Linked DNA regions of Homo sapiens: all the other regions are linked to region 1. Evidence: chromatin loops called from intact Hi-C (ENCODE). Cell type or tissue: endothelial cell of umbilical vein. All regions are shown on one strand.

Region 1 (4,000 bases):
CAGATTGGGTGGCTTAAATAACAGACATTTTCTCACAGTTCTGGAGGCTGGGAGTCCAAGACTAAGGTTGGTTTCTGGTGAAGTCTCTCTCCCTGGGTTGCAGACAGCCTCCTTCTCGCTGTGCGCACTTGGGAGTAGTGGGGAAAAGAGAGGGAGAGATAAAGAGGAAGGGGATCTATCTCTGATGTCTCTTCCTCTTCTTATAAGGACAGTAGCCCTATCAATTAAGGCCTCACCCTTGTGACCTCATTTAACCTAAAGGGCCCTGTCTCCAAATACAGTCACATTGGGAATTAGGGTTTCAACATATGAATATGGGGTGGGGGGCAATGGAGGTGAGGACACAATTCAGACTATAACAGAGGCAGTTAACAAAATCCATTTTTCCAGCTGTCCCAGTGAAAAATCTCTTTGGCTTAGATTCCATCACATGCACATCTTTGAATCAATTACTGTAACCAGGGTGACGGGATATCCTAGAGATGAAAGGTAGCATCAGTTTTAAAGAATTCATATGGCTGAAAATTGAGAAAATAGAAATTATACAAAAGAATAATCAGAATTCTCTTGGTGGGAATAGGAGGAAGGAATTCATGCTAGGATGTTAGCTGTTAAATGTCTACTATATTGGGATGGTGCACTCTTTCTCTGAGAGAAGATTCCCCCTATTTAAAGAAAAAATAGTATAGCTATTAGGCTCATTCAGAGTTCAAGCTGATGCTATACATTGTTGATACAGGAGAGATCGCAGACTGGGTTTCATTATCATTATTACTATTAAACAGTCAAACCCACCTGCCTGGTACAATGATTCATTCTGATATCTAATTATCACAGTGGAAGTTGTGACAATTCAATTTCCTGATCTCTTCTCATATGGCTCCTGTTTTTCTTGTTGGATCCTTATTCTCCTCCTGTGCCATGGATTAGGACAATCCCAAAAGTCCTGCACACACCCCTCCGTTCTCTCTCAAAGCTTTTTTTCTTCATCTCGGCCATCCCCCAAGTTTCAGTGACCACAACCTTGAGTGTAACTTTCGTAACTTCATATTCCAGCCCATCCTATAAATCACAGCACTCTACAGCTTAATCTCATTCTTATTTGCAGACTCTGTGTCTCAGAGTCCTGAGCTTGTTTTTGCTTGATCCCAGCGATGACTAGCTTGCAGCTCTACTTAATAACATGAAGGAACAAGAAAGTCTAAGTCATCCTCTAAGTAAGGATTTACTGTTTATTGTTTGGTAAATGTCTCTTCCACTAAACTCTAAGTTCGTTTAATACAGAGACTATTCATTTGTAATGCCCAAAACAAATGATCATTCAATAAGTTCCTGTCAAAATATATGCAGCTTTCAATATAACGTAACAGTCTAATCCTCTCGTTTCGTCTAGAACAGTCACAATGAAGAAATGATGACAAGTTCACTACAGGAGTCTATCCCAGTTCTGAACAGCTATAATATTAGGAATTGTAACTGAGGGCCACAGAGTTGGGAGGTGGGTGTTGTTTCCCAGAATCTGAACTCCCATCCTATGCTTGGTGAATCCACTACTGTGTGAGGAGGCCAAGTCCCATCTCTCCTTACGTAAATGGAAAATAACAGATACAAGGTTGCTGTTTTTTGCTTTTTCCTGACCTTTGGTATTTAGGCCATGGTATGCGGACCTTGCCTGAGTACGGAGATCTGCATCTGGTATTGTGAATCAGAAGTTCCATTAAGTTATCTTAAAAGTAGAACCCATCTAGAATTCATTTCACTTGTGACATCTAGCGTCCAGTGGTGGTATTGGCAGTCCTGTATTCAGGCCATCCCTAAAGAATGACCTTTATTATGACATGGGGTAACCTCTAAGACTTTCCTAATGCTGTCCCCTCCCCTAGAATGCACCCCTCCTTAGCTCTGCCATCCTTCAAGGCCCTGCTTGAAGTGTCACATGCACTGGGAAGTTTTAAAGGAACATTTAGACAAAATATACCTCTCCCTTCACACAACTCCTTTAGTGTGGGGCACATACCACTTGCATAGCATTTACAGCCCTGTAAGTTCTATTTGTTTTTTAAAATCTCCTACTATATTGCGAGCATCTTCTAGGCAATAGTCGAGTTTACCACATCTCTGAATTCCTCCACTATGCCTAACACATTGCAGTCACTCAATTAATAGTTTAAAATACATATTTTTAAAATAGAATAGGAAGAAACATTAATAACATAGGGTATACCTTCTCTTGTAACAAAGGAGAAAAAATAAGTTCAGATCGATTTTAGATTACCTAATTGCAGCCAGTCATGATTGGCCTAAGCTAGAACAATCTTTTCCTGGCCCCTGAGTTAAGGAATCTTTGTTCAGTGATAGGGAAAATGGTATTTGTTTCATTTCTCCAAGAACATAGGTGTGATTACAAATGAATGAGCATCTGGTTCATTGGAGTCCCAGATAAATCTGTGAGACAACACTGTGAGCAATTTGTTGCCAATCTTAAAGCTCAGATCAACCCTTTGAGTCTGGCTTAGCTCAGGCAGAAATTGTAGTCTGCAAAAGAAACTGAGAAGAAGAGGGCAAGGAGAGTGTGGCATCCCAAGACATAAAGACTCAAATCAATGAGAGCAAGCAACTCTGTCAAATTTCACCAGAAGTGAGGACTAAATATTGACTACCGAATTTTGCAAGGTAGGAATCACTGGTAAACCTAACAAGAGCCACTTCATAGTATTGGTTGGGACCAAATCCTGGTTAAAGTGGGAAAAACAAACAAAAGAACAAAAGGTAAGAAAATGGAGATAATGGATGTAAAGATTTTTTTTCCCCAGAAATTTTGTTATAAAGAGAAGAAAACAAATGGGGTGGTTGCCGATTGGTGTCAAGGAGGATTTTTTAAAAAATGAAATCATGAAATGATTTTATGGCAATCACTGCAGCATGTTTATGAACTGATAGGGAAGATCCAATAGAGAAGAAAAAACTGAAGATGCAAAAAAGAGCAGTTAGAGCCAAGTTCTCAAATAGGCAAGAAAAGATGGGCTCGAAAGAACGACATGATTCATGTAACAGTTACTAGGACTCATCAGTGCTCATTAAATGTTATCTATTATTATTTCTGATCGCTTCAATTTTTGAATAGGCATCAGGGTTACAAAATATTATTATTAAAAACACATGCAAACAGCTTGGACTCTAAGACTGCATTCAATTCTAGTTCTACCACTTGGACAAGGCACTTTTTTTCTTCGGGCTTTTTCTCTGTAGAAAACGAGGAGTAATATCTGCCTCATAAGGCTGCGGGCTTAACTGAGATAATCTGTAAACTTTAACACATGGTGGGAACTTAAATATTAACGCCAGTATTACCACTGGTAGGGTGCATGAGATCGCACGATGGTGCCAAAGGTGTCTCTCCACCGCCCAGCCCAGCGACACTGTTCCCCTAGAAGGCATTGTCGTAAAAACAAAAAAAAAAAAAAAACGAACAAACAAAACACCAAAACACGGAAACTAAAAGCAAATACTTAAAAGACATGCAGGAAACCAGCCCAAGGAAAAATTTATGTGGAGCCACGTCTGCGCCTGCGCCTGCGCCAAGCCCACGGCGCGCCACTTGCACATGCGCAGTAGCTGTAGGAGGGGGTGGGCGCTCCATTGGGCGTTTCTCTTGGTTTTTCCTTTCCGCGCGGCTTGGGCGGACGTCTCGTGAGACGTGGGACTTCTCGCGGGAACTGCATTCAAATATCCCAGGCGCTTACTCGAGAGCTAGCTGAGCGAATGGGCCGGCGACTGTGGAGTTAGCGTCCTCAATGTGGACGCCCTGAGCTCCCATTAGGAGCCGCTGGCTGCGGCAGCAGGGGACTAGCGTGAGAGGTAGGGGCAAGGGGCCTGGTGGGAGGTGGGTGTGGAGAGCGGCAGTGGGGAGAGTCGAACAGGCCCTAAAGAAAGCTAGGGGCCGGGGTCTCGGCCGAGGCCTTTAGCTGAAACATCTCCTTCCCCGGAACCCTGGGGTCTT
Region 2 (4,000 bases), 630 kb after region 1:
TGGGATGGCTGTGTCAAATGGTATTTCTAGTTCTAGATCTCTGAGGAATCGCCACACTGACTTCCACAATGGTTGAACTAGTTTACAGTCCCGCCAACAGTGTAAAAGTATTCCTATTTCTCCATATCCTCTCCAGCACCTGTTGTTTCCTGACTTTTTAAGGATTGCCATTCTAACTGCTATGAGATGGTATGTCATTGTGGTTTTGATTTGCATTTCTCTGATGGCCAGTGATGGTGAGCATTTTTTCATGTGTTTTTTGGCTGCATAAATGTCTTCTTTTGAGAAGTGTCTGTTCATATCCTTTGCCCACTTTTGGATGGGGTTGTTTTTTTCTTGTAAATTTGTTTGAGTTCATTGTAGATTCTGGATATTAGCCCTTTGTCAGATGAGTAGGTTGTGAAAATGTTCTCCCATTTTGTAGGTTGCCTGTTCACTCTGATGGTAGTGTCTTTTGCTGTGCAGAAGCTCTTTAGTTTAATTAGATCCCATTTGTCAATTCTGACTTTTGTTGCCATTGCTTTTGGTGTTTTAGACATGAAGTCCTTGCTCATGCCTGTGTCCTGAATGGTGATGCCTAGGTTTTCTTCTAGGGTTTTTATGGTTTTAGGTCTAACATTTAAGTCTTTAATCCATCTTGAATTAATTTTTGTTTAAGGTGTAAGGAAGGTATCCAGTTTCAGCTTTCTACATATGGCTAGCCAGTTTTCCCAGCACCATTTATTAAATAGGGAATCCTTTCCCCATTGCTTGTTTTTCTCAGGTTTGTCAAAGATCAGATAGTTGTAGATATGCGGCGTTATTTCTGAGGGCTCTGTTCTGTTCCATTGATCTATATCTCTGTTTTGGTACCAGTACCATGCTGTTTTGGTTACTGTAGCCTTATAGTATAGTTTGAAGTCAGGTAGCGTGATGCCTCCAGCTTTGTTCTTTTGGCTTAGGATTGACTTGGTGATGTGGGCTCTTTTTTGGTTCCATATGAACTTTAAAGTAGTTTTTTCCAATTCTGTGAAGAAAGTCATTGGTAGCTTGATGGGGATGGCATTGAATCTATAAATTACCTTGGGCAGTATGGCCATTTTCACGATATTGATTCTTCCTACCCATGAGCATGGAATGTTCTTCCATTTCTTTGTATCCTCTTTTATTTCATTGAGCAGTGGTTTGCAGTTCTCCTTGAAGAGGTCCTTCACATCCCTTGTAAGTTGGATTCCTAGGTATTTTATTCTCTTTGAAGCAATTGTGAATGGGAGTTCACTCATGATTTGGCTCTCTGTTTGTCTGTTATTGGTGTATAAGAATGCTTGTGATTTTTGTACATTGATTTTGTATCCTGAGACTTTGCTGAAGTTGCTTATCAGCTTAAGGAGATTTTGGGCTGAGACAATGGGGCTTTCTAGATATACAATCATGTCGTCTGCAAACAGGGACAATTTGACTTCCTCTTTCCCTAATTGAATACCCTTTATTTCCTTCTCCTGCCTAATTGCCCTGGCCAGAACTTCCAACACTATGTTGAATAGGAGTGGTGAGAGAGGGCATCCCTGTCTTGTGCCAGTTTTCAAAGGGAATGCTTCCAGTTTTTGCCCATTCACACAATAATAATGGGAGACTTTAACACCCCGCTGTCAACATTAGACAGATCAACGAGACAGAAAGTTAACAAGGATACCCAGGAATTGAACTCAGCTCTGCACCAAGCGGACCTAATAGACATCTACAGAACTCTCCACCCCAAATCCACAGAATATACATTTTTTTCAGTACCACACCACACCTATTCCAAAATTGACCACATAGTTGGAAGTAAAGCTCTCCTCAGCAAATGTAAAAGAACAGAAATTATAACAAACTGTCTCTCAGACCACAGTGCAATCAAACTAGAACTCAGGATTAAGAAACTCACTCAAAACCGCTCAACTACATGGAAACTGAACAACCTGCTCCTGAATGACTACTGTGCATTTTTTAATGCACCTGTGGGCAGAGGAATTAGAAAAAGACAGCCCGAAGCAGCCTCAGCACTCCTCCTCCTCTCCTTCCTCCCTCCCCCTCAGTACAGCTTGGTGAGAGAAGCCGAATTCAAATGCAGTCAAAGGGTCCCTTGAGATATTAGGGTTCTATTTCTTTGCTTCTCTCCTTTCATCCATAAATATGGACGACTTCCCTTTATGCTGGTAATGCAAGAGAGCGCAAGTGACTAGCCCACAGTCCAAAAACCAGCCAAAGACAAAAAGAATATTCAGGGTTCCAAACTGTGGAGTGTCAGTCAATAGATTTCTGTTCAGTACTTACACAGTTCCTGCCACAAGAAACTTATTGCCCTTTTAGCTTCCAAGTGAACTGAGCTCTCAAATGCTGCATCAGAGCTGCTGGGAGCTGCTGCAAGTTGGCTGCCTCTTTATTAAGGAAACAGCATCCCCTGCTGTCACTCCTGACTACATACAGATTTGCTTTATATATTATCTGAGCTGTGTCAAGATTGGATTGACACCCCTTCACTATACCTCTGGAAAGAAGTCCACCCTGGCCACTGTTCATTGTTTTGTTTGTTCAATTTATTTGAAATGAAATTGGTGTTTAGAATTTGGGGATACCATCTGATACATTATCATTATTACTGATAATAACAATTAGCAATTAGCAAACCAGGTATTGTGCCAAGCACTTATATGCATTATTTTATTCAAATCTCTCAACAATAAAAATTATCATATCCATTTTATGGATTAAGAAACTGGAAACATTGATCCCTTGGCACAATTACTTTTATTGAATAAGGTAATATTTACTCACACAACACACTTGTACTGAGCACCTGCTGCATATCAGGCTCTAGAGGCACAAGGATGAATGAGGCATTGCCTTTGTCTTTGTAAAGTCATAACAGAGAAAGGAGGGAGAACAAGAGGAGAAAAAAACTAATGTTGATTAGACATCTAGTCTGTGGCACTATGCCTGGTGTTTATAATTGGGCAATTTCATCTCATTCTCCAACAATCCTGGGAGGTACGTTTTTATATATCCATCTTACAGGTGAGAAAAACTAAGGCTCAGAGGGTTCAAATGACTTGCCTAAGGTGACACAGCTGGTTGGTAGAGCAACTGGAATTTAAACTCAGCTCTCCTTGATAGCAAAGCCACACTTTTTGAGAAGATATATTGGAAGAAATTATTGAAAAAAAAAGGTTTATTGAGGCCCCAGAGGGGTCAAGAAGATGAAATAAGCAACTCGATATAGAGGCAGTCAGGTAATTCACTAAAACAGTTGCTGATTTTGGGTTTTGTCATTTATTCATTTCCTCAGTCATCAAAGGAGCCTAAAACATGTTTGTTGAGCATGTACTATGAGTTAGATATGGAAACCAGGGAGATGGTAATGCCCAAGATAGTATAATGACACCTGTCTTCATGAAGCCTATAATCAGGAGGATAAGGGGGTCCAGCATTCGACAGTGGGACTCCCAGCAACCTCTCAGATTGGGCCCAAGTGCTGAGAACAAAGGTATAGCAGGGTGCTACAGGAGTGCAAGCAGTGCCTTAAGTCAGATGAGGGTGTGTTTGGAGGACCTGGCCGAGCAAGTTGCATTTGAGCTGCCCTAGAAGGCTGGGGAGCACCAAGGAGCACTTTCTCTCTAAACAGAGAAAGGATGGAAGAGCTGCCCAGTAGAAGAGGTAGCAGGCATGAATGTTCAAGTCAGGGAGCCGTTGGGAGCGGGGACGTTGTGCAAAGGAGACATGGGGAGGAAAGTGAAGCTGGGCAGTAGTTGGGGGCAATCAAGCAAAGCTAAGAATATGGAACTTTAACCTTGGAGCAGCATTTCATAAACGAGCTGTGGGGAGCACAAACTCTGCTTTTCAAAAATGGATGCATAATATTTGTACATATTGACATGGGATATGTGATATTTTGTTACATGCATAGAATGTGCAGTGATCAAACCAGAGTGTCTAGGATATCTGTCACCACAAGCATTTATCATTTCTATGTGTTGGGAAC
Region 3 (4,000 bases), 320 kb before region 1:
GCCGGAAGATGCTTTTTGATGAGCCCAAGGGCAGACCTCTGAAACTGCTCACATCAGGCGGTCCTAATGGGTGTCTTCCTCTGTCTCCTCTCCCCAGTCCAAAGGACCTAATGCCACCCACCCAGCTACCCTGATGAAAGAGAGAAACAGCATGTGTTTGAAAACCATCAAATCACCTTCCTACCAGGTCAAGGAGAGCAGTGTTTCCCTTTGGGCCACCCTTATAGGGCTCCCATCTCATGCTTTACCTCTCCAGACTCACACCACAGGAGGCATTATTAACTATTCTGATTTTTGCACTTCGTTCTCATCTGTTACATAACCACATGCAAGTTTAAAAACATACACGCATTTGGGAAAGAAATGAGCTGAATTTGATTTTAAAAACTGGCTTCACACTACCTCAGTTGTTTGGGAACTAAGCCTCTCTGGGCTAAATTTTTGGCTTGGCAACACTCTCGCATATATAATTTTACACCTGCAAAAGCTTGCAGCCAGCCCTGTGCAGACAGCTACCTGCAGGGAGAAGAATGGGCCAAACAGAGGGGCAACCCGGGTGGTTGGATGTGGTCATGGTGAGGGCATGTAAAGAGGAGTATTGGGCATGGGGTCTCTTTTCCTTCATCCCTTGCACCAGGAGGACTCCCTGCCCCTGTTTTGCTCAGTTCAGCTCCATGCTCAAAAACAAACAAACAAACAAACAAACAAAACGTACAACTAGCTCTTTACTGGGAACAGCAGAGACGAACTTGCAAACTGGTAGCCCACCGGTGAGTTCTGGCCTGCAGACCTGCGTAGTCTGGTTCTCACTGTGATTTTCACATATGCAAATTAATTGCCAATTTGGGAGCATTTCAAATACAAATCTACAATTCTGGCTTGTCTCCAAAGGTCAGTCCATCAAATAACAATGGATTTTAGTGGCCATCATAAGCTGGTACTAAGAGGCAATTGCCCACTTTGCATAAGGTACATGCCTGCAATTCACCAGTCCACCTGATCCAATTCCCTCACTCAAGTTACCTGCTTAATCTTTTTTCGCATCAGAGTTTGAGATCCCTGCTGCCAAACATAGCGCTTAAGGTGGCAGGCCCTAGAATCAGATAGCCTGGGCTCAAATCTTAGCAAATAGAGCATGATTTTAGGCAGGTTATTTAACTCATCCCTAAGCTTCTGTTTCTCCATCTTAAATGGCCATAATCACAGTACCTACCTCCTAGGATACTGCAAGAATTAAATGAGATGATACGTATAAAGTGATTCTAGCCCAGGGCTGGTCATGCAGTAAGTACTCAAGAAGTAACCATCAATTGGCTGATTATTATTCAGGCAAAATGTGAGCACAAGTAAGATGATGATGTTGGCAGGACCTCCGTGCTTCTAACACAAAGGTGCACCTGGTCAAATCCACAGCTCCACCCCAAATCTCCTTCATCCACTTCAGGCACATCAAAGCATCTGCAGAGACAGTGCTTCCTTCCTGTCACACAGAGGACAACCCAGCCAACACACTCAGAAATAAAAAATTCTTCCTAAATTCTTCCTGTAATGACTTAAGGCAACGTATTCTTTTCTCAGCACTAACCTCCAGGTGGCGACTATCAGTCCAAAAGTTTCACCTTTTATTTCCCTTATCATGCCCAGAAATCTCAAACCCTTCCAAACTCCTTGCAAGGCCTGTTCTCAAAACACTTCCCTGCACTGCATAGGAGAGCACATGATAAAATGGCTCCTCCAATCACCGGGAGGCAGGAAACAAATCCTAGAAGAGACTGGGGCCAACCTTTGGAAATGTGGCAAGAAATGTAGGGAATACGGTATGGCAAGGATAGTGCTCTGTGTTCACCAAACTGTTCCATTTTCCTCCTAGGCAAACAACAAGATTAAATTTCCTGTGCCCTTTGAATCTAAGTGGGACCATGTGGCTGATTTCTGAAGAAAAGGAATGTGGGTGGAAATAATACGTGCCATTTCCAGGCAAGGCTATAAAACATCCTGCAAGCATGACACTCTCCTTCCCTTTCTTGTCTTCATGGCATGTAGAGATCATGTGTCATAAATGGAGGGGTCCCCCAGAGGAAAGCAGCCTGGGTTCCTAAGTGACAATATGGATCATAAGCCACCTACCACCACCCAGACCAGCTCTACTGGACTGGGTGGGTGGGAGGAAGAGGAAGAAATACAGCTTTATATTGTTTTGTTACTGATATATCTGGGCTTATTTGTTGCTGCAGCTTAGCCTTGTCTATGCTAACTGATACACCTAGCAATACGGCATAGTAGGAAAGAATGGCCCAAGTTAAGCATCCATGATCTTCATCCATGATAATCCAGAGCATGACTTTGTAAAATTTTCCTTCCTCATCTTTAAAAGGAGGAAAATAAACTGATCCCCTAGGGTCACAATAATTCTCACTGGCTTTGGATCCTAACACATATTACCTTAAGCAATGTTTTTAAGAAGGCCACTTAACTCCGGTCAATAGAGGTACAAATGCTGCACCCAACCAACATTAAGGTCCAAATAACTTTCTGCTATTTACTATGCAGGAGCCAATCTACAATGAGTGTTTACCATGTGCCAAGGACTATGCTAAACACTTCACATTTGGGGCCTTTTTTAATCCTCACAACCAGCCTATGAGGTTGATGCTACTTATTAGTCCCATTTTATGATTGAACAAATAGAGGCACAGGGAGATTAAGACACCTGTCTATGGTCACAAGCTGAGAAGTACCAAATGAACAAGGATTAGTGGCTGAAAATTTAGCAATCAACTTGCAGCAAGTAAATATAGAGTCCTAAAGGGTGAAAGAGAAATTGAAATGACCTGGTCAGAGAATTTTAGTAACATACTCAAAAAGTTTAGCTAAACTAATAAGCTCCAACTTACTGGGCTCCAGGGCCATATCTGATTTATGTTTGAATCCCTAAGGCTCAGCACAATACCTGGCACATGAAAGGCACAAATCAATATCTGTTGAATGACTGATGTTAACTTGAGCTCTTTATTGACAGTTTTAACTGAGTTACATTTGCCCTTAATTGACAATGGCTTGAGATCTAAAGTTGATGTACTTCACTTATACCAGTAAATCTGGGTATCAGTTAGAATTGGAATGACCATATGATTATCCAAACTTGAATACTTTTGTGAGTTAAAGGGGAAGTCATTAATAATTATACCACAGAAACAGGCAAAGATCAGATCAACACAAATGGTCATTCCCAGCTTGAGCCACAAAATATCGGCAACAGGAGTGGGTGACAATGGAAATACTCATATGGGGCCTGGTTGCCCACCATGTCTTTGTTCTTAAGGAGACCTTCTTCCTGTCCACTTGGGCTGAAGACCACTTCTAAGTCTATGGCTATTTGCAGGACACATCTTGGTTAAGTGTCATTTTCTGAATGGTGCCCACCTCCCAAGTCCAACCAGTCACAGAGCACATACACTATTAACTTTTAACATAGGTGCAGTAATCACTTTAAGAAAACGAAGGAACAGCCCAAGGAATGCAATGATTGCTGCAGGAATATAAACATGGACTGCATTGGAACAGGCTACATACTTTGTATAAACACTAATAAAGTGAGTTCAGGCTGAGCTGTGACTTTAAAGGAAATTCTTCCCCATAAACATGTCCTGCCATGCCCTAATAACTCTTTAATTTGATGCACATTTGGGAAGGATGATGCGAAGTAATCACAGAATAACGTTAAGGTCTGTTGCGAAGGAGGAGTGGCGGAGGGGGGAATGTGATGCAACTTGGTGCTAACACCATGCACCAGAGAGTTAGCTTCATTGCTCATTTCACACATGGAGGGAATTTGCCGAGTGACACGCAGGAAATCAGAGACAGGTCTCTGCAGGTTCGACCCAAGGAAATTCTGAATGTCATCTGATGGCACCACATAAGACTCCCAGTCATTTTCCTGCCTGTCTTTCCTTGCTGGAGACAGCAGAAGTGGCCCTCACTTGCAGGCGGAACTCTCCAA
Region 4 (4,000 bases), 1.3 Mb before region 1:
GGAGCCTGCCCCCATGCCCGGCTAATTTTTTGTAATTTTAGTAGAGACAAGGTTTCACCATGTTGGCCAGGCTGGTCTCGAACCCGTAACCTCAAGTGATCTGCCCACCTTGGTCTCCCAAAGTGCTGGGATTACAGGCGTGAGTCACCGTGCCCAACCTCATTTTTATTATTTTAGAAACTTTCTTCCAAACACTGATTTTTCTAAGAGTAGAAATTGAAGCATAACAATTTTCACAGGGGGAGAGATTTGTATGCGGGAGCTGGGAAGATGGAGAAAGATCTTCCCTCAAATCTCATGTCCTCAAGAGCAATCTCAGCTTCTCCCCTCTCCTGGGCCTGGGTAACTTGAACAAGTACTTTCAGTGTGTGGACCTTCTTCATGGCTTCAAGGGCTTTTCAGAAAGGGTGACATCTGGAAAGTGGAGGGTCTCAGCCATGTGAAGACTAGCCATGTGAACAAGGGACATCTGTTCAGGCATTCTACTTTCAGAGTCACCAAGCACAATTTTGTCCCTGGCACTGTCAGAAGCTGGGAAGACAAAGATAAATAAAACATGGTCTAAAGTGTGAGACAAACTCACAAGCCAATCAATCACTACAGCACAGTAGGCTCAGGGCTGGCACACAAGTGATGAGCAAACACATGATGTCCAGAGGACAGGAGTATGAGTTCTCTCCACAAGTTTTGTTGTTTTTTTTTTTTTTTTTTTTTTTGAGACAGAGTCTTGCTCTGTTGCCCAGGCTGGAGTGCGATGGTGCAATCTCGGCTCACTGCAACCTCCACCTCCCAGGTTCAAGTGATTCTCCTGCCTCAGCCTCACAAGTAGCTAAGATTACAGATGCCCACCACCACGCCCGGCTAATTTTTGTATTTTTAGTAGAGATGGGGTTTCACCATGCTGGCCAGGCTGGTCTCGAACTCTTGACCTCAGGTGATCCACCTGCCTCAGCCTCCCAAAGTGCTGGGATTACAGACATGAGCCACCGTGCCCAGCCTCCACAAGCATTTGAGCTGGGCACTGGCAAGTAAGAGAATGCAAGACAGACAAGGCAGGAGGGGGTAGCAGGAAGGAGAAGAAATATGCAAAGAGACAGGTGAGAAGTTCAGAGAGGCCGGGGCAGGTGCTAAGGATTAGAACCACCGGCGAGCGCGCTAGACACGGGTCCCAGGCCAATTAGATCAGGACCTCTGGAAGAAAGGTCTGATCGTGGGTAGGTGAGTTTCACCTGCAGCCCGAAATGAGGAGCAGGGGATTGGAGCTCAGCGGGAAGGGCACAGCCAGAGATGAGGTTTGTTGGAGGGAAGGAGGCAGGAATAACAGTCAGGCTAAGAAGCTGGGTATTCTCCTGCCAGGTCATGAGGGACATCAGTGTGACTCTTGTACATAGGGAGAAACACGATTAGGGAATCTTTGGGTTTGCAAAGTGGAGAGAGAAGAGTGGCAGAAGGCCCAGAGCCCGGGAGAATCTGCAACAGTCTGGATGAGGGCTTGAAGGAAGGCTGGGGCGGTCAGAACAGAGGGAGCGCTCCTCAAACCGGCTCAGATTTGGGAAATGAGGACGAGGTTCTGTAACTTGCCCAGAGTTGGGGACAGGGTCTATACGGGGTGGAACACCGAGAACAGATCCCGGCCAAGGATCCTCTCTCCAGTGCATGCACCATTCCTTCTCCTTCGCCTCTCCCTCCTCCACGACCAGCCAGGTGAAACAATTAGGGAGAAGGGATATTCTGATTACTTACTTACTTCAGTGATCCTCTGACCACACCAAGTGGCGACTTTCCAGGAAAGTTCTGATTCAGCACGCTCACACCCAAGCCCCGCCTTCCACCCTGAGGAGGCAGGTGGGCAGCCTGTAAGGCGCCATTCCCCAGCACCCGCAGCGGGCACTGTGGCTGCACGCCGCCCTCGGAAAGCAAGGCTGCACCAGCTGCTCCACAAAGCCCCTCCCTCACCAGCCCTCGCCTCCTCCCGGCAAATGTTGGGTTTGCCATCTGGCCACGAGGTGGCAGCCTTTCCCATGAAATCTGCTTGGAGGTGGGCCCGGCGCCTCAAAGGGATTTAGGGAAGTCGCCGAGCAGCCAGAGACTGCGAGGAGAGCCCTGGACTCCTGAAAGAGGCCCGTGGAATCGGTTCCAGGAAAAAGATTCCAAAGAAGACCAGTCCTGGGACCAGCCAGACTGGACTGCGAGCCTGCCTCCACCATTTGCCCACTGAGTACATTTCCACCTGGACTTCCTGAGCCTCACCTTTCCCATTTGTAAAATAGGGATAAAAATAACTGCTGTATGGGATTATTTGGAAAGCCTAATAAAAACAATATATGTAAAGTCCTTGGCAAGGGCCCAGCATTTAACAAATGCATATTAAATGGTAAGCTATTATTAAAGGAAAATTGTGGAATTTGGGGGTTATCGTCTTTAGATTAAAAAAAAAAGCAAAACAAACAAAAAAAATCCTTCACTTTCACTCCCAACCACACCTTTCTAGCTAAGCCTGGGCTTCTTATCTAACCTCCGAAGCCTGGGTTTCCTCCCCTGTGTAGTGGAGATGATACTGCCATCTGGCAGGGTTGCTGTTGTAAACACTCAGCCTCCCTCAAGGGGATGTCTACTGATTGGCAACTAACTTTTCTTATTCTCAGCCTTCAGTGAGAGCTGAAGTGTGATCCCAGCCTGAAGCTTGACCTGTTCAAGAGTAAGGAGCTCCACCCACCCCATCCTCCCACTTCAAGAGCTGCGTAAAGCCCTGGGGACTTGCTCTTCTAGAAGGCTCCAGGGAAGAGAGGACAGAAGAAGCAAAGCCTATACCCTCTTAGGGACAGTCTACCCAGTAGCCACTCTTCCAGAGATGATCAGTGTCCCTGAACTGAGCCCAATTCCAGGGGCAGTAAAAGGGATGTCCTTACACTCATGCATTCATAAAACGCTTCTATCCAAATTAATTGCTGTTATTTGAACTTCCCAGCCACTCTGTGAAACAGTGTGAAAATTGAGCCTTAGAGAGGACACACCACAGATCAGGAACAGGCCCCTCCCAGGTGGCTGGGAATCTTCGGTTCTCAGTCAGCTCTCTGGCTGTTTCCATTCCCAGGCCACTCCCTCAACAATCCCTTATCTTGGTCTTATCTCGGCCACATACATATAGATTTTGTTCTCAGGCTAGAGCCTTTGGCCAGAAGGAATCTGCCCCACTAGCTATTAGTCAACCAGTGAACATTTAGGAAACATCTATTACGTAGAATGCTGCAATGAAGATGGAGAAAGTGAACACAAGCTGGCTTCTGCCCCCAAGCAGCATCTCTGTATTAATCAGGAGAGGTGCAGGGGTAAGTGACAGAACCCTAACACAAAGCAAAAACCAGAATATCCAAAGGCAGGACTGGCTTCAAATTTGGTCAGATCCAAGGGCGCAAAGATGCTCACAAGGTACTGTCTTTGCTCCACCTCTCAATGCCACTGCCCTTGGGATGTGGCCTTATCTTCACAGTGATTTATTCCATATGTAGGAAAGATGGTTGCCAACAGGCCCAAACCTATATCCTTGCAGCACCCATGGGAATGTCAAAGAGACCCTCCCTCTATCAACAGAAGACCATGAATTTGCCCAAACCCCATCAGCCTTTCCGGGGCCATAAAGAGCGGGAAAGGAGTGGCTCTTACAAGGAAAATAACTGCCTAGACGAAAACGTGTTAATTGCCAACATCTACTGAAATCATGAGGGTATCTGTCCATTCTGTCCACAAATAGTGCCTGACATGCCGTAGGTGCTCAATGGACAAACCAGGTGCTGGGGACAGAGGGATGAATGAAACGCAGCCATCCAGGAGGAGTCTAATGGGAAACACCAAGAAGCGAATACGCAATATAATGTGGAAGTGGGCTGGGCGCGGTGGCTCACGCCTTAATCCCAGCACTTTGGGAGGCCGAGGTGGGCGGATCACTTTGGGTCAGGAGTTCGAGACCAGCCTGGCCAACTATGGCCAACATGGTTAAACC
Region 5 (4,000 bases), 230 kb before region 1:
CTTGGCCACACATCAGGAGGTGAGCAGTAGGTGAGTGGGTGAAGCTTCATCTGTGTTTACGGTCACTCCCCATGGCTCACAATACCGCCTGAGCTCACCTCCTGTCAGATCAGCAGCAGGATTAGATTCTCATAGGACTGCAAACTCTATTGTAAACTGCACATGCGAGGGATCTGGGTTGGGTGCTCTTTATGAGAATCTAATGCCTGTTGATCTGTCACTCTCTCCCATCACCCCTAGATAGGACAGTCTAGTTGCAGGAAAACAAGCCCAGGGATCCCAGTGATTCTGCATTATGGTGAGTTGCATAATTATTTCATTATATATTACAATGTAATAATAATAGAAATAAAGTGTGCAACACATGTAATGTGCTGGAATCAACCCAAAACCATCCCTACCCTCGCCTCCATCTGTGGAAAACCCAGTCCCTGGTGCCAAAAAGGTTGAAGACCACTGGTCTATGGAAATGCTCTCTCTGTCCTTACATCTTATTATTGCTAGATCTTCATAATTCAGGTCTCAGCACAAATGCAGTGCTCCTAGAAAGACTAGCCCTGCCACACCATCTAAAATCCCACCCCACCTTATCCATCTGTATCACATTATCCTGTGTGATGCTCCTTAGGGTACTTATTACTTGGTATCCTCTTCTTTATATTTACTGGTTTAATTTCTCTTCCCTACCACATATAAGCTTTATAAGAGCAATCTTATTGATTGCTATATCCCAAGTGCCCAGAACAGTGCCTGACAGAGCAGTTATTCAAAAGATGTTTACTGGATTTGAGTGAATGATTGGGCTAGGTTAAACTATTGACTTTTGGATTATCTGTGCATTCCTGTGTTTCCTGCTCTAACTATTGTGCTTATGACCACAGACAACTCAGAAGGGCTTACATGGCAGAGGCTGAGTTAATGATACTGTTGGTCTGGCCCATAGGATTGAGATAGTCCACGCTGAGTCATTTCAGAGCTGTGTGGTATTTCAATCCAAGATTGCTCTGTAAACTATGATGGACTGCCTGCCCATGCATAAGGTACTTTCATCTGTAAAGAAGAATATTACAAGCTTTCTGACCTTAAAGGCTTCTCCTTAACTAGGCAGACAAGCAGATAAGCAAATGGTTTTTATACAATGTGAAAAGTAAGTTCAAATTATAGATGGACAAAGGAAGAATACAAGTTTAACAAATGGGGGGGTGTTAGAGTTATTTTCCCAAAAGTAGTGATGTCTGTTTGGAGCTTTAAAGCACAAAAAGGAGTTTGTCAGAAGCACATATAGGTATTCCAGGGAAACAATGGCACCACTAAGGTATAGAGGCAAGAAAGAGCCTGGGGAATTACAATAGTTTGGTAATGCCAGAATGCAAAATGTGCAGTTCAGGCTGGCAGAAGGAAACGAGGCTGGAATAGGAGCCAACAGGCTTATAATAATATATATCCTTGAGGTGCTAGATCCACCATATGTTTGAGGTCAAATACAAATATCTCAAATATCTTTCAGTCCAAAAGAGCCAACAATGAGTTGAGCTGAGAGCATGTTGCAACCTCCAGCCCCGCTTTGTACTCCCCTCGGGCACCATGAGCACCGTGCCCAACAATCTCAAAAGCCCCCACATGCTGGACCCATTAGGCACTGCATGCTCCACCGTCTGAGTCATTTCTCCCTCTGCCACTGGTGACTGAACCCAGAGGAACTCTCCACTAATTGAATTTGAGATGACTCACTCTAAACTAGGGACTTGAAACTCGAAAACCTTGGCAGCAATACCTTGGCAGTGAAATTCTTGGGTCATATTGTCCAGCTCATTGTCTGGGGAGCCAGTAGGAGCGAGGGGATGTAGTGTGGGTATCTGTCGGGGAGGAAGGTTGGAGGCAGGGACTTTGGGTTTTCTTAGAGACCTGGAAAGGATAAGAGCATTCACTGCATGTCATTGTTTGTTTGAGCTCCAGCTGGTAGCCAAGAGTTTTTAAAAAATGACATTCGAACATGTTTTGTTTGGCACACCTAGTTTTGTTTACAATATTTGATGCAACATTTTAAAGATAAGGAGCTTTTACATTACATACCACATTTCTGATTCTGTTAAAGCATTGAAAGACCTGGCAATAACCCACTGCAAGTGAAGAATGGATATCCCTGGTACAGGTGGTGTGCTCCCTAGGTTTCCAGAGTCTTCACCCCGATTTTTACATTCTGATGCCCCTGCACTTATATCCAGAATGTTTCACTTGTGTAGTAACATTCAAGGGCCTTTTTGGCCCTATAGGCATTTGTGTTTGCAAAGCCTATTCTGAAGCTACCAATGAGGAGACAAACTCTGATGACAGTTTTGGTAACAGAGGAATGGACCTCAAAGTATTATTTCTTTGGCATATTTCATCTGCTCAGTGCTCAGGAATTTATTAGAAAATAATGCAATAAAAGGGTGGGCATGAAGGTCAGCAACCTCCACCTCACCTACTCATTCTATTTTGGCAGAACATATAGTAGACATACTGAGGCTGGGGTTACATGTATTATCTTACGTTTCCCATCATAATTGTGTCATGGTATGTATTTAATGGATGCTCATTCAATGCATAGTGAATGGAATGTCATTGCTGGTCCAAGTCTGGGCATCTAATGTCCTCTCCCAGGAGACCTGGCACCCACGACACTGCATGGAATGTTTTTCTTTTTCTCCATCTATTCATGTTTCAATGCTCCCCTTCCTTTCATCTGTACTCATCTGCCTGCTCTTCCCTAAAGCTTTCAAGGACTTCCCCAGGCTGGCAATAGGAACCTTCTCTTCTCTATTCTTATCAGGATTTATTTTTGTTGTATAACTTCCCGAGTCTTTGTTTCATTTATGAGAAAATAAATATCTACTTCATAAGACCAATATATGCATTGTGTCTGGAACATGTTGAAAATGGTAATTAGATTTATATTTATATGCTTATATATTGCTTACTTTATGCCAGGAACCCTTTCAAGTATTTTGCATAGGTTGGTTTATTTAATCTTTACAACATTGCTGTAAGGCAGGTACTGATGTTATAATCCTCATTTTACAGATAAAGAAGCTGAAGCAGAAAGAGATGAAGTAACTTGCTCAAGGAACACAGCTAATAAGCTCTAGAGGTAAGCACAGCTAATAAGCCTTTAAACCCAGGAAGCTGGACCCAGCGTCTATGGCTCCACCCATTAAGTAAAACTGCCTCTCTTCTGAAGTAAGGTCTACATATATGGTAGTATCCTTTGGGTTAGAGATGGCAAATTGTCCTTCAATATCCATTCTCACCAGTGCTATTTTGTATTTTTAATCACACACAGCCTAATTGAATCCTACTTGCTTTTTTTTTTTTTTTTTTTTTTTTGAGACGAGGTCTCGCTCTGTTGCCCAGGCTGGAGTTCGGTGGCTCTAACTCAGCTCACTGAAACCTCTGCTTCCCAGGTTCAAGTGATTCTCCTGCCTTAGCCTCCCAAGTAGCTGGGATTACAGGCACCTGCCATCATGCCCAGCTATTTTTTGTATTTTTGTAGAGACGAGGTTTCACCATGTTAGCCAGGCTGGTCTTGAACTCCTGACCTCAGGTGATCTGCCCACCTTGGCCTCCGAAAGTGCTGGGATTACGGGCGTGAGCCACTGCACCCGGCCAAATCCTACTTGCTTTTTAAGCATGATTTGACTAGCACAAGAGAAAGGCAGAAAAGAGAAGTCTCCAATAATAGAACGAGTAGAGTAAAGCCTTAGAGGTGGGATCCTCTATCCTTCCTTCTCCTCTTTGAAAAATAGCTTTGTCAGCAGATCCTTCCCGAGAGTTCTTGGCCTTCCAGAAGTACCATAGATCCAACTCAGATGAAAAACTTCCCTGAGGCCAAGTCGCTCGGAACTATCTGAATGCAAATGGCAATGGATTTCCATTTCATCATTTTCAGATAGTACGAAATTCTAGCACTAACTTACCTGAACACGTTTGGTACATGCTCTCTTGTTTGTCCTTAGTTTCT
Region 6 (4,000 bases), 460 kb before region 1:
AATACAAATCGTTCTCCAAAATCCCAAAACTTTCTCATCTCTGGTCTAGACTAAGTGGGTAAAGGGAGGCATATGAGCAGAATTTATAAAGTCAGAGCCAGAAGGAAGCTTGGAAGCTTTTCTTCCCCATCCCACCTAGACTCAACACAGGGATTGGGAAACAGGTCCATCAAGGAAAGCTCAAGCTGTGACACAGGCCATAATTCCTGACCATTTACTCACAGCAATTAGCAGAGTTCCATGGTTTTCTCATTTACCAAGCCTTTCTTTCCTAAATGTAGGCATTTTCCAGCCATTGTCATATTTAATTCTTATGATAACCCTGGGCAGTAGGTATTCCTGTTGTCCCAATATGCACACGAGGAAACTGAGACACAGGCACATGTATGGAAGCCAGGCCAGGGAGGGATTCCACAGGCAGACCAAGGCAATGTCCAGCCCCTCAGAAAGGCCCAGGATCCTGTTACCAGAATTCCTGGTCGTCAACACACATTGATTTAATGATGATGATAATGATAATCATACACTGAGCACTATGCCAAGTGTAGAAACCAGAATATCTAATTTAATCCTTACAAGTATTTGTATAAAATGAGAGTCATCACTCCTCACATTGCAAATGAGGAAACTCTGGACTAGAGAGATGAAGGAGCTCGCCTGTGGTTGGATCCTGTGGTGGGATCCGATCCTCACACTTGAGCCGGTGCTCCTGACAGCCATGGAAGGCCACCCCCACTTTGGACAAGGGCCACCCAGCATATCAGGCACAGTGCGCCCTGCAAAGAGGTGGACAACAGTCCTTGCCCTTAGGGTAGATACTCTATAAAGCACCTAAACCAATTAGATAATAACATAAACCAGTGACAAGTTCCCAGCTAGCCAATGCTGATGGAGCTCAGAGAAAGAGAAAGAGAGAGACTCCCTGGGGCTGAGGCTGTCAGGGCTTCTCTGTGAGAGATGAGGATATGGAGAGATAATTATTGCAGGGCAATAATTATTGTTTGGATTATTTTTATTATTTTTGCATTTATTATTGTATTTATTATTGCAATAATTATTGCAGGGCAAAAAAATCATTACTGCAGGGCAGTCCGGGCAAAGAACTCTGAGCAGAGAGGTGAGCAGACAGGTGTCTGAAGGCCCAAGAGCTCAATGGTCTGGTTCCCACGGAAGAAGAGTGGGACAGAAGATCATAAACATGAGCGGAGATCATACTGTGTAGGGATGCAGATGTCAGGATACAATGTTAGGACTTCATCATTGGCAATAGGGAGCCTTTAAACATTGGGAGGCAAAGTACCAAGATATCTCTCCAGGATGAACGACCTAGTTATGGTGTTCAGGATGAATTTGAGGACAGAAAACCCAGAAACCCAAAGACATTGTTAATGACAGGAAGAGGACATTATGAAAGCTATGCTGACAGAACATGGCGGCTGACTGGAAAGATCTAGGCAACCAGGCCTATTATCATCACTGATAAGATGATAGTCCATGCACATGATCCTTCCATTAATTATGTTTCCTTCTACCACAAGTGTTTCTTCCCCTCAACAAAAGGTTGAGGTCTGAGGGAGAAACAGGCTAATCAGGGCTGCATCAGGAGAAGAGGCCCTAACTACTTGGCACCAGTGCTGGGGAAAAGTCCTCAAGCATGAAGGAGCCCCATGTCCTCTGATTCCCCCACAATCATGTCCTACTTGTTTATAGGGAATCTAATAAAAAGCAAGGAAGCAAGGAGTAGCTGATTTGTTGAGGTTTCCCTAGGCCAGCCTCAAAGTCCACAGAGCCTTTCAGATTTACATAACCCTTCAGGGAGGGTTTACTGTCATCCTCATCCCTCATTCACTCCCACAATATCCAGCAGGGGGCAGGGAGCAGGGGGCTTGAAAGGGTTGGCTCCACCAGGGACACACAGCAAGTCAGAGGCTGCCCCAAGTCTATCCTGTGAAGCGACTGGAGGTGGCAGTCCTTCTTCATTAATCACAAGTAGCGTGGAATGAGAAGGTACCAAGAAAGGTGTGTGTGCCTGCACTGTCCTAGGGCACCCATAAAAATAGAGAAAACACCACTTTACAAACTGCCAGGATACATAACTCCACAATGGACTTACAATCTATAAAAAGCACGGCTCCATGCCCGGATTGAGGAGCTGGAAGAGCCAAACTGGAAGTGAGTGAGCAAAGATCATGTGAAATGACTTCCTCAGTCCAGATCCACATCACTGGGCCCTTCGTGACAATTACTGTGCATGTTCTCCCCCGTCCCCTCCCTGCCCCCCTCACCTCTTCCCAGCCTGATTTTGCCTGTAATTTTGAAAAGCTATGGCTGTTTCATTGGGACTTGGCTCAAGTCTGCCAGGAAATGCAAATTCAGGACAGAAATAGTGGAATTTGGACACGATGGCAGAGCCAAGCTGCTGCCAATCCCAGCTCTACCTCAAAGTTTGATGTGGGGAAGAGGAATGGAGGATTTCTAGGGACTAAGAGAAGGTGTTAGCCAGAATTCTGTTTGTTTAAAAAGTCTCACCCAAGCTGTACCAGGGTTCCCGTTCTTTGGAGATATCTAACAAACTCTATTCCCTGCGACCCAAAGGGGTCTCTATTCTCAAAAGGAGAACTCTGTTTCTCCTATACAAGGTGAGTGCCAAATATTGCCAATGAAGTCAGAAGTAGATTGAAGAAATTTGAAAACTCTAGGTTCTCTCCTTGGCCCTTTACGTGACACCCAAGAACAGGCCACAGCGCTTCCTAAGCACGAACTAGCATAACTAAGAAAAGACGCTCTCATACAGGCCCAGCATCACACACTAGGACAATGTTATGGTTGTCACATTCTATGATGTGTGCCTTTTGCCTTCCCACTTGAATATTTTTGAAATGTGGCTGGGGGTGGTGGTTCACACCTATTAATCCCAGTGCTTTGGGAGGCCAAGGCGGGAGGATCACTTGAGCCCAGGAGTTCAAGGCTGCACTGAGCTATGATCACATTAATTCACTCTAGCCTAGGCGACAGAGTAAGACCTTGTCTCTAAAGAAATTTGTTTAAATGATTTTTTGAAATGTGCACATTTGCAATGCCTACATATAAAAGAATCTGTATTTCCTCAATAATTTGTATTAGGATTTTTATTAGATATGTTGTATGTTGCATTCTGTGGAGTCATATATGGAGGACATGTGTGTGCTGGGGGTGGAGCTAAGACCATGCATTGGTTGGTCATCTTCTTGAACTGGTCTCCCTAGTGACACTGGCTGAAGGTGCCTCTGGCCCAAATGCTCCTTTTAGTCTTTGAGGGTTCTTGGACTTTTGAAAGGCCAGGTGAGACCAAGAAAGCGAAAGAAAATTTTGAGTTACTGGTTTTGTTCTGCTGCTCTTGAGGTCCTAGGCAGGACCGAGTCAAGACCCATTGTTAACCCAGGAGAAAGCGGGCAAGGCAGTCTGTTCTGGTTCTGTAAAGAAGAAATGACCCAGGAATTTGTAGGATACATAGGTCTGGAGGATTTAGGACCTTGGCCATCACTAGATGAAACCAGCAGTTGTTACAAGGAGTGGTACTGCCATTTGGCATTTTCAGGAACCTGTTCATGTAAAAACCTGCCACTCTGATAGTGACTTGCTTTAAGAGTAGGGAACACTCTAGCCACCTTTTCACCTGGAGTGGCACTGATGGTATTCTTTCCCTGAGGATATACCCCTTGCTGGTAAAGCCCCAGAAAACAGGCTGCAGTCACATAATTTTTAATTTTTTTTTTACAGTTTTAGTGGTATTCTCATTTTATAAACTACCATTTATGACCACTTATTGTGTGCCAGACACTATGTGAAAGTGTTCTACATAGATTATATTTATCCCTAAGTGTTAAATTTTTCCCAAAGTCCCACGACCGCTTAGTCCAGAAGCTCATGTTTGAATCCATGCCTGTCTGGATCCAAAATCTGTCTACTAAACCATGATACTTGGACTGCTTCTGCAGCTTTTAAAAGCATCAAAGCTGAT
Region 7 (4,000 bases), 630 kb before region 1:
CTGCTTTAGGGCTAAACTCGGGTGTTTCCTCCTCCCAACACGTGCAACAAAACGCATGCATATGTGGCTCTGTGAAGAGGCAGCCAGCGTCTTAGGGAAACCCAAAACCATGTACAAAGAAAGAGGGCAGTGGTTCCACTAGGCCTGGGCCAAATATCTCTTGATTTGTTCTAATCTTTGGGCTTGTGCTTAATGTCATGATTGGATTAGAAACAAGATTTTCCTCCCAGGCTATGAACTTGGAAAGTTTCTCGCGTACTGTTTCTAAATTCCTTGTTACAATAATAGCCGCACTCTATGTACTAAGTTTTATGTGCTGTATTCTTATTTAATTCTTACGACAATGCTAGGGGGGAGTCACATCAAATGTAGGTGGTAGCAGTGAGGCTCTGAGATGAAACAATTTCCCTGAGTTTACCTGGCTGGTTTTCAATGAGGCTGGGATTGGGACTTGTGTCTGTGCTTGCAATCACTATACACGTTGACCCTTTAGCTCTTTCTTATGGCTGCTGATTTGAGAACCTATCCAAGGGCCTGAGAGACCAAGGGAGGGGACTCAGTTGACCCCAGTCCTCTCAGCCTCCCCAGCCTCTTTGTAATAGAGAATCAGTCCTGCTGCAGGACCTACAGGACCAGAGAGCCTTAGTATCACCCACAGATGCTACCATGGGGCAGCAGCATTGGGCTGGAGACATTGGGCCCCAACCTCCCAAATGCCTGCAGATAGCCTGGGCCCTGCCTTTTCCTACTGTGCCTCCCCAAGCCCCAAGGGGCAGCGGCTGTTAGGGAGGGATTCTCATGGTCCCATAGTGTTCCCCAGCCTTGTTCACGCAGCACAACAGTGACATCCAGGGGAGAGGCTTGGTGATGGCAGGGACCACCTGGCTCCAGCATCTTCTGCAGGTTTCTGGGCTGATTTGCAAGCACAGGCCCTGAATCATCAGAGGACAGGCATCTGGGGGCTTGTGGGTCCACAATCCCCTCTGCGGCCTGCCTGGGGTCTTTCGACACCGGACACACGCTCACCCCCTAGCCCAGCCTTCATCCCTCATTCTCACCCCTTCCCTACTCTTTGCTCAGTTACTCCAGGGTTTAGAAAGGGTGTCTTCAACTTGACCTACTGGAACACACAGCTGCTCCCCTCCCCTTCGAACACCTCTCCATTTGCAAAGCCTTTTATCAGCTCCATCTGATGATAGAGAACAGGTTTCTGGAACTAAAAATTAGCTCAGTCTTTTTTTCAAAGAGAAAAGATTTCACAATTAAATGGTGAATGTATGGGGGTGTATTGTTATTATTACTATTATGTCTCACACTAGCATTTTCTAGTTTCTATATATTGTGGTGTCCCCTTTGTTTTGATCTGCATGAGAAAGTCAGTATTGTCTATGGAAGTAAGAAACATACACTGCACAAAAGGAATTAGATCCTACACACACACACATAAATATGCAAGTATTTAAACATTTAAACAGAAACCAAGGGCAATATAAACTAAAAGGCTGAAAGAGAAATGCAACGAGAGAAAAAACAGATGCTTGCCTCTGCTGGGGACTTTTCTGGGGGAACATTTGGGCTGATGCTGCCCATCACCTTTCCCTGGCCTGTGGGTGTCATCTCTGCAGACTGCACTCTGGGATGTTCCCTGGGTCCCTCGGGAGCTGCAGGGAGAGCCACCGTCTGCCGCCCTGGTGCCTGGACTCCACTCCCCCAGGCCCCTGCTCACTGCTCTCTTTGGCCAGGAGGTGGCAGTGCAGAGATGTTGCATGGGACTGTGGCCCAAAAAGGAGGCATAGGAAGAAAAAAAACAGGCTGGGGTGGTGGGCCTTGAGGATTTCTGCCCCACAGCTGTGCCCAGGTCAGGGGCAGGGCCACCTGGGTCCTGGCTGACAGAGGCACCAGGGCTGCCAGTGTGAAAAGTGGGGGCCTGGTTCTTCATACACTGAGCTGGCTTGGTGGAATCCTCCTGGAAGAATGTGCCCCACATGCAGGGCCTGAGGCTGGATGCAGACCCAAGGGCTGGGGCTGGGCAATAATGGGGAAGGAGAGCCTGAAAGGTAGTTTTTTTGTTGTTGTTGTTTTGTTTTTTTCTTTTTTGAGATGGAGTCTTGCTATGTCACTCAGGCTGGAGTGCAGTGGTACAATCTCGATCTTGGCTCACTGCAACCTCTGTCTCCTGGGTTCAAAACTCTCCTGCCTCAGCCTCCTGAGAAGCTGGGATGACAGGCATGCACCACCACACCCGGCTAATTTTTGTATTTTTAGTAGAGATGGGGGTCTCGCCATGTTGGCCAGGCTGGTCTCAAACTCCTGACCTCAAGTGATCCGCCCACCTCAGCCTCCCAAAGTGCTGGGATTACAGGCCTGAGCCACCATGCCTGGCCAAGTTGTTTTTATTATTATCCTGAAAACTGCCACCCACAGGAAGGGCAGTGAATGACTGTGTGCCACACTTTCCCTTCTCTGCCGGACCTGACGCGCCACCCCAGCAACACCCCTGCCTTGTCCGGGGCCTGATGCACTGCCTGGCACACAGTGGGTGCTTGCCCACTATTAATAGTCATGGCAACAGAAGGGCAACAGAAGCCCCCACAGCAAACGGGGGCTGTGGATTTTTGGGTTCAGAGGAGACTCAGCGAAGGAAGAGGCTCCGTTGGAACAGGCAGGGTTTAGGTGTCATGTGATTTAGGTGCATACAGAGAACAGAGCCGGAGCCTGAGGGGGCTGCAGATGGATGTGAGGCTGCAGGTAGAAACTCCCTCTCAGCACCTGAGAGAAATGATTGTGAGGTCGGGAGACACTTTGCAAGTCCTTCTGAGGCAGGTGTAAGTTGTGGAATTTTCCCTTTCTGGAGATTTTTAAGAAAAGGAAGCTTTGGTGGATTGATTTCACTGCAAGATGCAGGGCTGAGAATTTCAATTGTATTTTTTTCCCCCATTAGCAGTTGTTTGTCTCAGCAGCTCTTGCTCTAGGAACAAAGTCTAATGTGACCCCAATATTTAAAGCATATACATGGATTCTGATTAACCATGAAGAAGGCCAGAACTCTGTTATTAGGGCTGCCCCCGGGTTATTCTCTTACCCAGGATAGTGTCAAAGACATCTGTGAGCACCGCAGGGCTCTGCTAAAGTGGGTTTGGAAATCATTGGTGGGGACTAATTGTCAGGGCCTGGGATTTGGTCCTTTCTGGTCATCTGCTGAGTCAACTTTGGGTGTGTCTTCCTGAGCTATGAAGGGAGGAGTGTGGACTAGCTTAGCAGTTCCCACACCTGGCTGCCCTTCAGGCTCTTCTGCAGAGGTCGTTAAAAACACAGATGCCTATGCCCACCCCACCTCTCCAGGATCAGAACTTCCTGGGGCATATGAGCATCTGTATTTTTCATGAGTGTGTCTGGGGACTCTAACAGTCAGGTCAGCTCACCCCTGAACAAGCTGACCTGTGGGGTGAACGGAGTTTCACCTGCGGGTGTTCTGAGGCTCTTATCTCCAGGCAAACCTGACTGGATTTGGTTAAGCTAAGCTTCCCTTCCAGTAAGTGTCACTGAGCATGGGCCACAGAGAATCCTGCAGTCATGGGGACCGTTCAGCGTCTTTGCAGACAGTCCAGGAGGAATGAGACCATGAGAAATTCAAAGCAACTGGGGGCTCCATGAAGTTCATATCTGTGGTATGTCATACACATGTGGTTCCATGAAATCTCAGTCCTGGGAACGTATCACAGAGATGGTTTCACTCTTATTATAGCCAGCCTATCCTCCAGAGAAAGATTCCTTACAGAGATCTTTCAAAAGTGTGTGCTGTGACTAGATACACAAGGCCAAAAACAGCTGACCCATGTAGACAAAAGACCCAAAGAACAACTGTCAAATATACAACAGTAAAAATGAATTTTTTGTCTTGTTTTTTTTGAGGCAGGGGCTCGCTGTGTCGCCCAGGCTAGAGTGCATGGCGCGAGATTACGGCTCACTGCAGCCTCAACTTCCTGGGCTCAGGTGATTC

Evidence for each region. Hi-C counts contacts between places; a loop is a spot of excess contacts. Peaks named below come from ENCODE experiments on the same cell type or tissue, not always from the same donor. Only the 100,000 strongest peaks of a DNase experiment are listed, where the experiment ranks them.
Region 2: a loop joins it to region 1, with 5 times the contacts of the local background. A loop is called at or near these places in 5 of 110 quality-filtered maps.
Region 3: a loop joins it to region 1, with 14 times the contacts of the local background. A loop is called at or near these places in 6 of 110 quality-filtered maps.
Region 4: a loop joins it to region 1, with 18 times the contacts of the local background. A loop is called at or near these places in 11 of 110 quality-filtered maps.
Region 5: it touches region 1 in a loop (6-fold over the local background); 5 of 110 quality-filtered maps call a loop at or near these places.
Region 6: a loop joins it to region 1, with 22 times the contacts of the local background. A loop is called at or near these places in 2 of 110 quality-filtered maps.
Region 7: a loop joins it to region 1, with 15 times the contacts of the local background. A loop is called at or near these places in 8 of 110 quality-filtered maps.

The regions. Positions count from the first base shown.
Region 1 is chr5:169,580,032-169,584,031 of GRCh38, forward strand. It overlaps SPDL1 (spindle apparatus coiled-coil protein 1), which reads left to right and starts at 3,742. Exons shown (of 12, transcript NM_017785.5): 1 at 3,742-3,858. It overlaps LOC105377714 (a long non-coding RNA gene), which reads right to left and starts at 3,630. Exons shown (of 3, transcript XR_941200.3): 1 at 3,352-3,630. RefSeq lists an enhancer at 3,369-4,000. In endothelial cell of umbilical vein, a CTCF peak has its summit at 1,786 (motif pointing left); DNase peaks (open chromatin) are centred at 1,760 and 3,690; H3K4me3 peaks cover 845 bases; H3K27ac peaks cover 862 bases; H3K27me3 peaks cover 149 bases.
Region 2 is chr5:170,214,035-170,218,034 of GRCh38, forward strand. No RefSeq gene overlaps it. Among named protein-coding and RNA genes, the nearest start is that of LINC01187, 17 kb to the left of the region's middle. RefSeq lists a silencer at 2,211-2,505. In endothelial cell of umbilical vein, a CTCF peak has its summit at 2,426; a DNase peak (open chromatin) is centred at 2,407.
Region 3 is chr5:169,264,475-169,268,474 of GRCh38, forward strand. All of the region lies in intron 1 of SLIT3 (slit guidance ligand 3), which reads right to left. Among named protein-coding and RNA genes, the nearest start is that of MIR585, 2.8 kb to the left of the region's middle. In endothelial cell of umbilical vein, no CTCF peak of the experiment used is centred here; no DNase peak of the experiment used is centred here.
Region 4 is chr5:168,267,531-168,271,530 of GRCh38, forward strand. No RefSeq gene overlaps it. Among named protein-coding and RNA genes, the nearest start is that of WWC1, 22 kb to the right of the region's middle. In endothelial cell of umbilical vein, a CTCF peak has its summit at 1,997 (motif pointing right); a DNase peak (open chromatin) is centred at 2,001; H3K4me3 peaks cover 301 bases.
Region 5 is chr5:169,349,271-169,353,270 of GRCh38, forward strand. No RefSeq gene overlaps it. Among named protein-coding and RNA genes, the nearest start is that of SLIT3, 50 kb to the left of the region's middle. In endothelial cell of umbilical vein, no CTCF peak of the experiment used is centred here; DNase peaks (open chromatin) are centred at 951 and 1,811; H3K27ac peaks cover 2,025 bases.
Region 6 is chr5:169,115,147-169,119,146 of GRCh38, forward strand. All of the region lies in intron 4 of SLIT3 (slit guidance ligand 3), which reads right to left. Among named protein-coding and RNA genes, the nearest start is that of SLIT3-AS1, 100 kb to the left of the region's middle. In endothelial cell of umbilical vein, no CTCF peak of the experiment used is centred here; no DNase peak of the experiment used is centred here.
Region 7 is chr5:168,945,708-168,949,707 of GRCh38, forward strand. All of the region lies in intron 4 of SLIT3 (slit guidance ligand 3), which reads right to left. Among named protein-coding and RNA genes, the nearest start is that of SLIT3-AS1, 66 kb to the right of the region's middle. In endothelial cell of umbilical vein, a CTCF peak has its summit at 1,732 (motif pointing right); no DNase peak of the experiment used is centred here.